Regions from separate parts of the Homo sapiens genome. Here region 1 is linked to region 2. Evidence: read pairs that join two places in POLR2A ChIA-PET (ENCODE). Cell type or tissue: Caco-2. All regions are shown on one strand. Links, peaks and the distances in the headings refer to the core of each region. The heading gives the core; the rest is flanking DNA. Region 1 has its middle 27 kb from the start of CFAP144. Region 2 overlaps SVBP (small vasohibin binding protein).

What was found. ChIA-PET counts read pairs that join two places held together with the same protein. Peaks named below come from ENCODE experiments on the same cell type or tissue, not always from the same donor. Only the 100,000 strongest peaks of a DNase experiment are listed, where the experiment ranks them.
Region 1: POLR2A ChIA-PET joins it to region 2 with 6 read pairs; 2 of 35 experiments call an interaction of 5 or more read pairs at or near these places.

What each region holds. Positions count from the first base shown.
Region 1 is chr1:43,118,170-43,123,551 of GRCh38, forward strand. No RefSeq gene overlaps it. Among named protein-coding and RNA genes, the nearest start is that of CFAP144, 27 kb to the right of the region's middle. RefSeq lists enhancers at 1,402-2,043, 2,044-2,684, 3,233-3,754. In Caco-2, for the core only: no CTCF peak of the experiment used is centred there; a DNase peak (open chromatin) is centred at 2,202; H3K4me3 peaks cover 1,715 bases.
Region 2 is chr1:42,804,326-42,809,707 of GRCh38, forward strand. SVBP (small vasohibin binding protein) reads right to left here. Exons shown (of 3, transcript NM_199342.4): 3 at 2,727-3,175. The coding sequence ends at 3,089. Among named protein-coding and RNA genes, the nearest start is that of ERMAP, 10 kb to the right of the region's middle. In Caco-2, for the core only: no CTCF peak of the experiment used is centred there; no DNase peak of the experiment used is centred there.

The DNA of each region.
Region 1 (5,382 bases), core at 216-5,215, 310 kb after region 2:
GGACTTGCTTTATGAATCTGGGTGCTCCTGTATCGGGTGCATATATATTTAGGATAGTTAGCTCTTCTTGTTGAATTGATCCCTTTACCATTATGTAATGGCCTTCTTTGTCTCTTTTGATCTTTGTTGGTTTAAAGTCTGTTTTATCAGAGACTAGGATTGCAACCCCTGCCTTTTTTGTTTTCCATTTGCTTGGTAGGTCTTCCTCCATCCTTTTATTTTGAGCCTATGTGTGTCTCTGCACGTGAGATGGGTTTCCTGAATATAGCACACCGATGGGTCTTGACTCTTTATCCAATTTGCCAGTCTGTGTCTTTTAACTGGAACATTTAGTCCATTTACATTTAAAGTTAATATTGTTATGTGTGAATTTGATCCTGTCATTATGATGTTAGCTGGTGATTTTGCTCGTTAGTTGATGCAGTTTATTCCTAGTCTCGATGGTCTTTACATTTTGGCATGATTTTGCAGCGGCTGGTACCGGTTGTTCCTTTCCATGTTTAGCGCTTCCTTCAGGAGCTCTTTTAGGGCAGGCCTGGTGGTGACAAAATCTCTCAGCATTTGCTTGTCTGTAAAGTATTTTATTTCTCCTTCGCTTATGAAGCTTAGTTTGGCTGGATATGAAATTCTGGGTTGAAAATTCTTTTCTTTAAGAATGTTGAACATTGGCCTCCACTCTCTTCTGGCTTGTAGGGTTTCTGCCGAGAGATCCGCTGTTAGTCTGATGGACTTCCCTTTGAGGGTAACCCGACCTTTCTCTCTGGCTGCCCTTAACATTTTTTCCTTCATTTCAACTTTGGTGAATCTGACAATTATGTGTCTTGGAGTTGCTCTTCTCGAGGAGTATGTTTGTGGCATTCTCTGTATTTCCTGAATCTGAACGTTGGCGTGCCTTGCTAGATTGGGGAAGTTCTCCTGGATAATATCCTGCAGAGTGTTTTCCAACTTGGTTCCATTCTCCCCATCACTTTCAGGTACACCAATCAGATGTAGATTTGGTCTTTTCACATAGTCCCATATTTCTTGGAGGCTTTGCTCATTTCTTTTTCTTTTTTCTCTAAACTTCCCTTCTCACTTCATTTCATTCATTTCATCTTCCATTGCTGATATCCTTTCTTCCAGTTGATCACATCAGCTCCTGAGGCTTCTGCATTCTTCACATAGTTCTCGAGCCTTGGTTTTCAGCTCCATCAGCTCCTTTAAGCACTTCTCTGTATTGGTTATTCTAGGTATACATTCTTCTAAATTTTTTTCAATGTTTTCAACTTCTTTGCCTTTGGTTTGAATGTCCTCCCGTAGCTCAGAGTAATTTGATCATCTGAAGCCTTCTTCTCTCAGCTCTCAAAGTCATTCTCCATCGAGCTTTGTTCCCTTGCTGGTGAGGAACTGCGTTCCTTTGGAGGAGGAGAGGCGCTCTGCGTTTTAGAGTTTCCAGTTTTTCTGTTCTGTTTTTTCCCCATCTTTGTGGTTTTATCAACTTTTGGTCTTTGATGATGGTGATGTACAGATGGGTTTTTGGTGTGGATGTCCTTTCTGTTTGTTAGTTTTCCATCTAACAGACAGGACCCTCAGCTGCAAGTCTGTTGGAATACCCTGCTGTGTGAGGTGTCAGTGTGCCCCTGCTGGGGGGTGCCTCCCAGTTAGGCTGCTCAGGGGTCAGGGGTCAGGGACCCACTTGAGGAGGCAGTCTGCCCGTTCCCAGATCTCCAGCTGCGTGCTGGAAGAACCACTACTCTCTTCAAAGCTGTCAGACAGGGACATTTAAGTCTGCAGAGGTTACTGCTGTCTTTTTGTTTGTCTGTGCCCTGCCCCCAGAGGTGGAGCCTACAGAGGCAGGCAGGCCTCCTTGAGCTGTGGTGGGTTCCACCCAGTTGGAGCTTCCCGGCTGCTTTGTTTACCTAAGCAAGCCTGGGCAATGGCGGGCGCCCCTCCCCCAGCCTCCCTGCCGCCTTGCAGTTTGATCTCAGACTGCTGTGCTAGCAATCAGCGAGACTCCGTGGGCGTAGGACCCTCCGAGCCAGGTGCGGGATATCATCTCGTGGTGCGCCGTTTAAGCCAGTCGGAAAAGCGCAGTATTCGGGTGGGAGTGACCCGATTTTCCAGGTGCGTCCGTCACCCCTTTCTTTGACTCGGAAAGGGAACTCCCTGACCCCTTGCGCTTCCCAAGTGAGGCAGTGCCTTGCCCTGCTTCGGCTCGTGCACGGTGCGCGCACCCACTGACCTGCGCCCACTGTCTGGCACTCCCTAGTGAGATGAACCCGGTACCTCAGATGGAAATGCAGAAATCACCCGTCTTCTGCGTCGCTCACGCTGGGAGCTGTAGATTCGGCCATCTTGGCTCCTCCCCGACTTTGTTTTTCGATTGTTTTGTCCCTTGAGATTTTATCTTAGTTTGACGTGGATTTTTTTTCATAGAATCATTGCCCAGGTAATTTTTTAATTTCTAAAAAGAAATCATTGAGATTTTGATAGACATTATGTCAAATCTGTAGATCCCTTTTGGTAATATTGACTTCTTAACAATATTATATCTTCCAATCTATGAACATGGATTGGAAAGGATATTCTACTTAAGGGTGTCTTCCTTAATTTCTTTCACCAAAATTTGTAGTTTGCAGTGAACAAGTCTTTTGCCTCTAAGGTTATTCCTAAGTATTTTATCCCTTTGATGCTATTGTAAATAAAATTTTGTTCTTAATTTCCTTCTTGGATTGTTTGTTGTTAGTGCATAGAAAGACAACTGATATTTGCATGTTGATTTTATATCTTGTAACTTTGCTAAATTGGTTTATTAGTTTCAACACTGTTTTTGTTGGGATTTTTAGGGTTTTCTACCTATAAGACCAAGTTGTCTGTGAACAGAGATAATTTTACTTCTTCCTTTCCAACTTGGATGCCTTTTATTTCTTTTCCTTGCCTAATTTCTCTGGCTAAGACTTCTAGTACTATGTTGAATAGAGTGATAAAAAGAGACATTCTTGCTTCTAATTTAGAGGGAAAGCTTTCAGTCTTTCACCATTGAGTATGACGTTAGTTGTGGGCTTTTCAAAGATATGCACAGCGGCTTTTAAACGTCTTGATTTTCCTAAGACTTTCACCCCTGCTTCTTCTCAGGGTCTTAGATGTTCCATTGTAATTCTCTGCCTGTAATCTCCCGCTCCAAGTGCCCTTGGGTCTACAGTTCTCCGGCAGTTTTCATGTGCCATGGCACCTGCCACTGCTTTCAGTGGGGTCCAACCTGCTATCCAACTATGCCACCGTTCCCATCTAAGCTGAGTCAGATGAGATAAAAATCAGTTCCTCAGGCAGCCTCCAGACAAGACAGAACAGTGCAAACAAGTCCCAGTCTTTTCCCTCTGAAAGGGGAATTGTGTGACTTCCTCCTGACTGTGTTGCACTGAGGAGAAGGTAGGCAAGGGCTCAAAAAAAAAAAAAAAAAAAAAAAAAAAGCAACACAATTTCCTACTGTGTTAAGTGTTGCTTTGTCTTGATTGGGTGTTTAATTGATTGGTTGCTGCAGATCCTTGACTGGTTTCTACAGCTCCTACAACTGTAAGAGCCGAGATTTTTTTTTTTTAGACAGGGTCTTGCTGTTGTCACCCAGGCTGGAGTGCGGTGGTACAATCTCAGCTCACTGCAACCTCCGCCTCCTGGGTTCAAGCAATTCTCGTGCCTGAGCCTCCCGAGTAGCTGGGACTACAGGCATGTGCCACCACACCCAGCTAATTTTTGTATTTTTAGTAGACACAGGGTTGTGCCATGTTGGCCAGGCTGGTCTTGAGCTCCTGACCTTGAGTGAGCTGCCTGCCTTGGCCTCCCAGAGTGCTGGGATTACAGGCGTGAGTCGGCGCACCCGGCCTCTGATTTTCAGTAAATACGTTGTCATTTACTTGATGTTTCCATGGGAGAACAGGGACCTGGAGCTTCTGCCATCTTGCTGACATCACCATAACATAACTCTTTAGACTTCCAAGTCTTGTCTTTTTAAAAACGTTCACATTTAGTTCTATGATCCAATTTGAATTGGATTTTTGCATGAATACCTGGTTTTGAATTGTAACTCCACCATGTTATTTCAATGTGGCCTTAACCTCTCTGGGCCTCAGTTCCTTCATCAGTAAGATGAGGGGCAAAATAGCATTGGGAGGATTCTGCATTTACATCTGAAGAACTTAGAAACACAACTGAAAAATACTGTCGTTTTTTTCCTTATCCACACTGGATACATTCCAAGGTCCCCAGTGGATGCCTGAAACCACAGATAGTACCATACCCTATATATACTATGTTTTTTCCTATAGATAGGTACCTATGATAAAGTTTAATTTATAAATTAGGCACAGTAAGAGATTAACAATAGCTAGCAATAAAATAGAACAATTATAAGAATAGACTGTAATAGGCTGGGCGCAGTGGCTTATGCCTGTAATCCCAACACTTTGGGAGGCCGAGGCGGGCAGATCACTTGAGGTCAGGAGTTTGAGACCAGCCTGTCCAACATGGTGAAACCCTGTCTCTACTAAAAATACAAAAATTAGCTGGGTGTGGTGGTGCGCACCTGTAATCCCAGCTACTAAGGACGCTGAGGCAGGAGAATTGCTGGAACCCGGGAGGTGGAGGTTGCAGTGAGCTGAGATCATGCCACTGAACTCCAGCCTAGGAGACAGAGAGAGACAGTCTCAAAAAATATACACACACACACACACACACACACACACACACACATATATATACCATAATAAAAATTATGTGAATGTAGCCCCTTTCTGTCTCAAAATATCTTATTGTGCTGTACTTACCTATTTTCAGACTGCAGTTGATCATGGGTAATTAAAACTATAAAAAGTGAAACCACAGATGAGGGGATACTGTAGTACATTTAATAAATGTTACTTGCCATTAATATTTCTGTAGATTTTTGATCAACTTTTGCTCTGGAAGATCAGAGGGGACTGACCTAATTAGGTCTGATAAAAGGCTTAACTTTATCACTTAGCATTGCTTGAGTATTTTACTGGCCTGGTGGGTGTACTGAGAAAAGCAGGCTTATGTTTCAACAGTGGACTCTATTGTGCGAAATAAATATGAGTCTCCTCCCTCTTTGCTGTTGCCTTATTTGTACTAGCATGCCAGTTTGAATACACAGTGTTCATGTCAATATTTTTGTTGATCAATTTATCAGCTCAATTTATAGAAACTTTCAGAGTCTTCCTTATTGATGTGTTTCCTGGGGCAAGGCCCATTGTTTTGCTTAACATTTCCTAGAACCTAGATGGGCCTCTGTACTCAGTTGCCCCAAGAATTTTGATCAAAACATGGACCAGGCTTTGGTATTAAATTTCCAAAGCCTGGAGGCTGAAAGCAGTTTGGAAAAGAGTTGAT
Region 2 (5,382 bases), core at 257-5,256:
CAGAGATTTACCCACGTATTTATTAACAGCAAGCCAGTCATTAGCATTGTTTCTATAGATATTAAATTAACTAAAAGTATCCCTTATGGGAAATGAAGGGATGGGCCAAATTAAAGGGATAGGTTGGGCTAGTTAACTGCAGCAGGAGCATGTCCTTAAGGCACAGATCGCTCATGCTATTGTTTGTGGGTTAAGAATGCCTTTAAGTGGTTTTCCACCCTGGGTGGGCCAGGTGTTCCTTGCCCTCATTCCAGTAAATCCACAACCTTCCAGCGTGGGTGTTGTGACCATCATAACATGTCACAGTGCTGCAGAGATTTTGTTTGTGGCCAGTTTTGGGGCCAGTTTATGGCCAGATTTTGGGGGGCTTGTTCCCAACACTCCTGAGTAGCTAGGACTACAGGCGCCCGCTACCACGCCTAATTTTTTTTTTTTGTATTTTTAGTAGAGACCGGGTTTCACCCTGTTAGCCAGAATGGTCTTGATTTCCTGACCTCGTGATCCACCCGCCTCGGCCTCCCAACATGCTGGGATTACAGGCGTGAGCCACTGCGCCCGGCCCCACATGTGGTATTTTCTAATTTGTTATTTCATTAAAAAGAAAAGCTGGTCATAATTTACTAAACTGATTTTACAACCACTTGTGCCCTACTAGAGTGTTTCTCCACGACAAGAATATACCCAAGGCTGAGAGATGTTAATACAAGCAGTTCCCAACTAAGAATCTTTCCAGACAATGATCATGTCTTTCCTGGTTATGTGAAATCTGAAAACATTTCCCATGAAACAATCTGAAAGGTGGCTGGGAAGGGAAGTAACATTTTCTGAGTGCTATGGTTTGAATATGTCCCCCAAAGTTCGTGTGTTAGAAATAATCCCCAATGCAACAGTGTTAAGAGGTGGAAACTTTAAGAGATGATTAGGTTATGAGGGCTCTGCCATCATGAATGATTAATGCTGTCTGTTATTGCTGGAGTAGGCTAGTTATCTTGGGAGTGGGTTCCTAATAAAAGGCTGAAGTTTGGCCTCCTTCTTCTTCCGTTGCCCTTTCACCTTCAGCCACAGGATAATGTAGCAAGATGGCCCTCAGCAGATGTGGGCCCCTCCACCTTGGACATCCCAGCTTCCAGAACTGTAAGAAACCAATCTCTGTTCTTCATAAATTACCCAATCTAGGCCAGGTATGTTGGCTCATCCCTGTAATCCCAGTACTTTGCGAGGCTGAGGCGGGTGGATCACTTGAGCTAGGAGTTTGAGACCAGCCTGGGCAACAAAGTCAGACCCTGTCTCTACAAAAAAATACAAAATTAGCAGGTGTGGTGGTGCAAGCCTGTGGTCCCAGCTACCCAGGAGGCTGAGGTTGGAGGATGGCTTGAGCCAGAAAGCAAAGGTGCAAAGGTTGCAATGAGTCGAGATCGTGCCACTGCACTCTAGCCTGGGCAACAGAGCCAGACCCTGTCTCAAAAAACCAACCAACCAACCAACCCACAAAAACCATACCCAATCTGAGGTTTTGTTATAACAGCACAAAGTGAACTAAGGCACTGAGTATCTATTACATACATTATTTCTCAACAACACTCCTGAGAGGAAGAAAATACCATTCCATTATGTAGATAGGAAAAGTGCAGTTCAGAGAGGATAACTGGTAGTTGGGTACCCTAGGTCATTTGGCTCCAAAACTGCTCTTTTTAGTATATGACAGTATTTCTGTATGTTTATAGGGACAGCTCCCTCCAACCCCCTACTTCTCTGAAAACACAAAATTCCATTCAACCAAATTTAGCAGGATGCTACAGAACCTAATTACCATTTATGGAGATAATCTATGTAGAGATTATCCTTAATTATAACTTGGGCTCTAAAAACACATTCTCCACAATGGTATAATGTTTAACATCCCATTAACTCCCCAGTTTACTCCTAAAATATGCCAGAGCAATGGAAAAGTATTCTCAGTGACTTCAGAGGCAGCAGGGAGACAGAGGAGACAGGGACAACTTGAGGTGTTTCCAGCATTTCCAGCTTAGAGGAAAGCAGGTGGCAGTGTCTGGCTCTTTGCCCCATCTGAGTGGTATTTTTTCAGCTCTCTTAAGTCCTCCTCCCCCTACTCCCAAGGAATTTCTGGAAATGAAATATCCTGGAAGAACAATCTCTTCTTTTGCTCAGCATTAAAATAACTCTACAGCTAAGCATTCAGGTATGAACTACCATTCTTGATACAAATGTCAGCAGCAGAAACAACCTTACATTTCTACACCTAAAAATGGCTGTTGAATGGCGGAGGGCGGGTGGCTGGTTTCTGAGGGACGTCTGAATATTTCCACCATAAATCCATTTCTAGGTCTGATAAGGCAGCCACCAAAACAAAAAACAAAAAGCACCTGCACTCCCCTCTTGCTGTTGATGCAAGCCTGCTGCTAGCTCTCCACATCACCGGTGAGGGAATCCTAGCTTCAGGCCTCTAACCCTGACTAGTGACTCATCTGGGAGTAAAGGGGTCACATATTTCTATCTGTGTGCCTACAAACTAGAGATCAGCAAGGTCTGCAAAGTTTTAGCCCCAGGAAGAATGAAAACCGGAAGCAGTCATGTTCTTTCTCTCCTCTCTGCCAAGCTCCTGAAGGAGAGAGGGTGCCTTCTGCTCACCTCAACTTTTCTTACCTATCACATTACTTTGTGCTCCATTTTCTACGGCTAGGCATTTGCTAAAGTATGAGCAAATGAACATTTTATTAGTATTTTATTTGTATTTTTGGAGAAGATATAGAGTTTCATGAGAAACACTGATTTTTCTCAAACAATAGAAAAAGTGTTTTTTGTGTGTGTTTTTTTTTTTTTTTTAAAAAAACCCAAAAAACAAAACCACTGTCTTAGAAGAAGAAAACAAGTCTCTTCAGCAAGCATGTGGCCAATTCAGATGGGAGGAACCAGTGAAGTTAGAAGTTACACACAGGAAGTGAGTTCAGATTTATCCACAAATGTCTTCTGGTCTAGTTCTGTAAGGCTCCAAATGGGCCATCTCAGCTTAAAACTGGCAACACCCTCTCAAAGCTCTCAGGATCCCATCTGGTTTGAACCTGGGGCCTCATTCTCCAGGAGGCTGCATCTGTTTACAGAACTCATCAAACTGCTGCTGCTCCAGTTCTGTCATGACTCTGTTGAGGGCATAGATCTGAATGAGAGAAAGAGATACATCTGTTAGCAATGGAAGCAGCTGCACAAAGCATCTTCTGACATAACAGGTGGTGCCTTCTGAAAATACCAGAATTTCACCAGTAGTGGTAATGCAGGGACAGTGCTCTGGGAATAGGAAAGTTAGATATTAGTTCCATCTGGAGAATCAAGACAGCAGCAGTGATGCAGGTGGCTTGATTTGGTCTTTAAGGGATTAGTAGGATCCCTTAAGAAGAAAACAAGTCTCTTCAGCAAGCATGTGGCCAATTGAGATTGAGGAACCAGTGAAGTAGAAGTTACATACAGGAAGATCAGATTTATCCACAAATAATCTTCTGGTCTAGTTCTGTAAGGCTGCAAATTGGCCATCTCAGCTTAAAATCTATCATGGGACATGACAGGTGGTGGGGGAGGCTTTATGTGTAAATAAATGTAATGGAAAAGTATAGAGTCTGTTCTGGAAACTTCAAGCATGCCAATATAAAGGATATTATAGAGTAGGGGTTGGGGAGCTGGAGAAAGCAAGAAAATTATGTTGGGGTCTTAAATGTCATGCCAAGGAATCTGGATTTTATCTGGCAGATTCTGGAGAGCCAGCAAAGATAAGTGTGCAGGGGAGCAATGTGAATATAGTGTGTGTGTGTGTGTATATATATATATATATATATATATATATACATACTATGTATAGTATATATAGCTTATATAAGTTATAAGTAGAGTGCATATATGTTATAATATATAAGCTATATATACTATAGCTTATATATACTAATATATATACACTATACTTGCAAACCTCTGACATGACAGATCCTCCGCCTCAGCCTCCCAAAGTGTATACATATATATAATAATGGTATATATACTATATAGTATATATAGGCTATATATAGTATATAAGCTATATATACTGTATACAGTATATATATAAGCTATATACACTATATAGCTTATATATACTAATAGTGTATATATACTATATATAGTATATGGTATACTTGCAACCTCTGACATGACAGATCTTCCCACCTTGGCCTCCCAAAGTATATACTATTAATAGTATATATACTATATAGTATATATGTAGTATATATAGCCTATATATATAACCTATAATATAAGCCTATATATGTATGTATATATAGCTCATATATATAAGCTATATATGTATGTATATATCGCATATATATATGAGCTATATATATATTTCAGACAGAGTCTTGCTGTGTTGTCCAGGCTGGATTGCAGTGGCATGATCTCAGCTCACTGCAACCTCTGCCTCCCAAGTTCAAGCATTTCTCCTGCATCAGCCTCCCAAGTAGCTGAGATTACAGGTGCCCGCCACCAAACCCGGCTAAGTTTTGTATTTTTAGTAGAGACAAGGTTTCACCATGTTGGCCAGACTGGTCTCCAACTCCTGGCCTCATGTGATCCTCCCGCCTCGGCCTCCCAAAGTGCTGGGATTACAGGCGTGAGCCACTGTGCCCAGCCATAAGCAACGTTGATTCTTTCTGTGCTTTAGGAGGCATCTGTTACAACAGTCCAGACAGGAGGTCGTGGGAATATCGTCTACAGCAGGCAGTGGTGATGGAAAGAAGATGGCAAGAGACATCCTCAGGTGAAAGGCAGGGTAACTACACCTTATTCCTCATCATCTTTCTTTATTCTTAATTAATCCACCCACTAAGAACAGAAACAGATCACAAAACTTCCTAATTTGTAGAAGAAAAAAATGAAAGACAGAGTGTGTGTGTGTGTAGAGGAGCTATAACTTGATTAATTGAAAAGACAAGGAAGGGGGAAAAAATGAAACTTAGAAGTGGGACAAATAGAAAATACAAAATAAAGAGCAGAAACGAATGAAAAAGCAACCAAACCTACAATAGAGAGGATCACCAAGACTGCCAGATGGTTCCTTGAAAATACTAAAAAAAACCTTGCAAACCTCTGACATGACAGATCAACATAAAAGGGAGTGGGCACAAATAAACATTATTAGGAACTAGAAAGAAGACTTAACTACTGACATAACAGAAATGAAAATGAAACATTATGAACTCCGTGCCAACACATTTGACAACCTAAATGAAACAAGTTCCTAGGAAAAGTAAAATGATCCAAACTGACTAGAAAGCTTGAATATTCCTGTCATCTTTAAGAAAAATGGAATTCTACACAGTGATGAAAATAGTTACTAACACT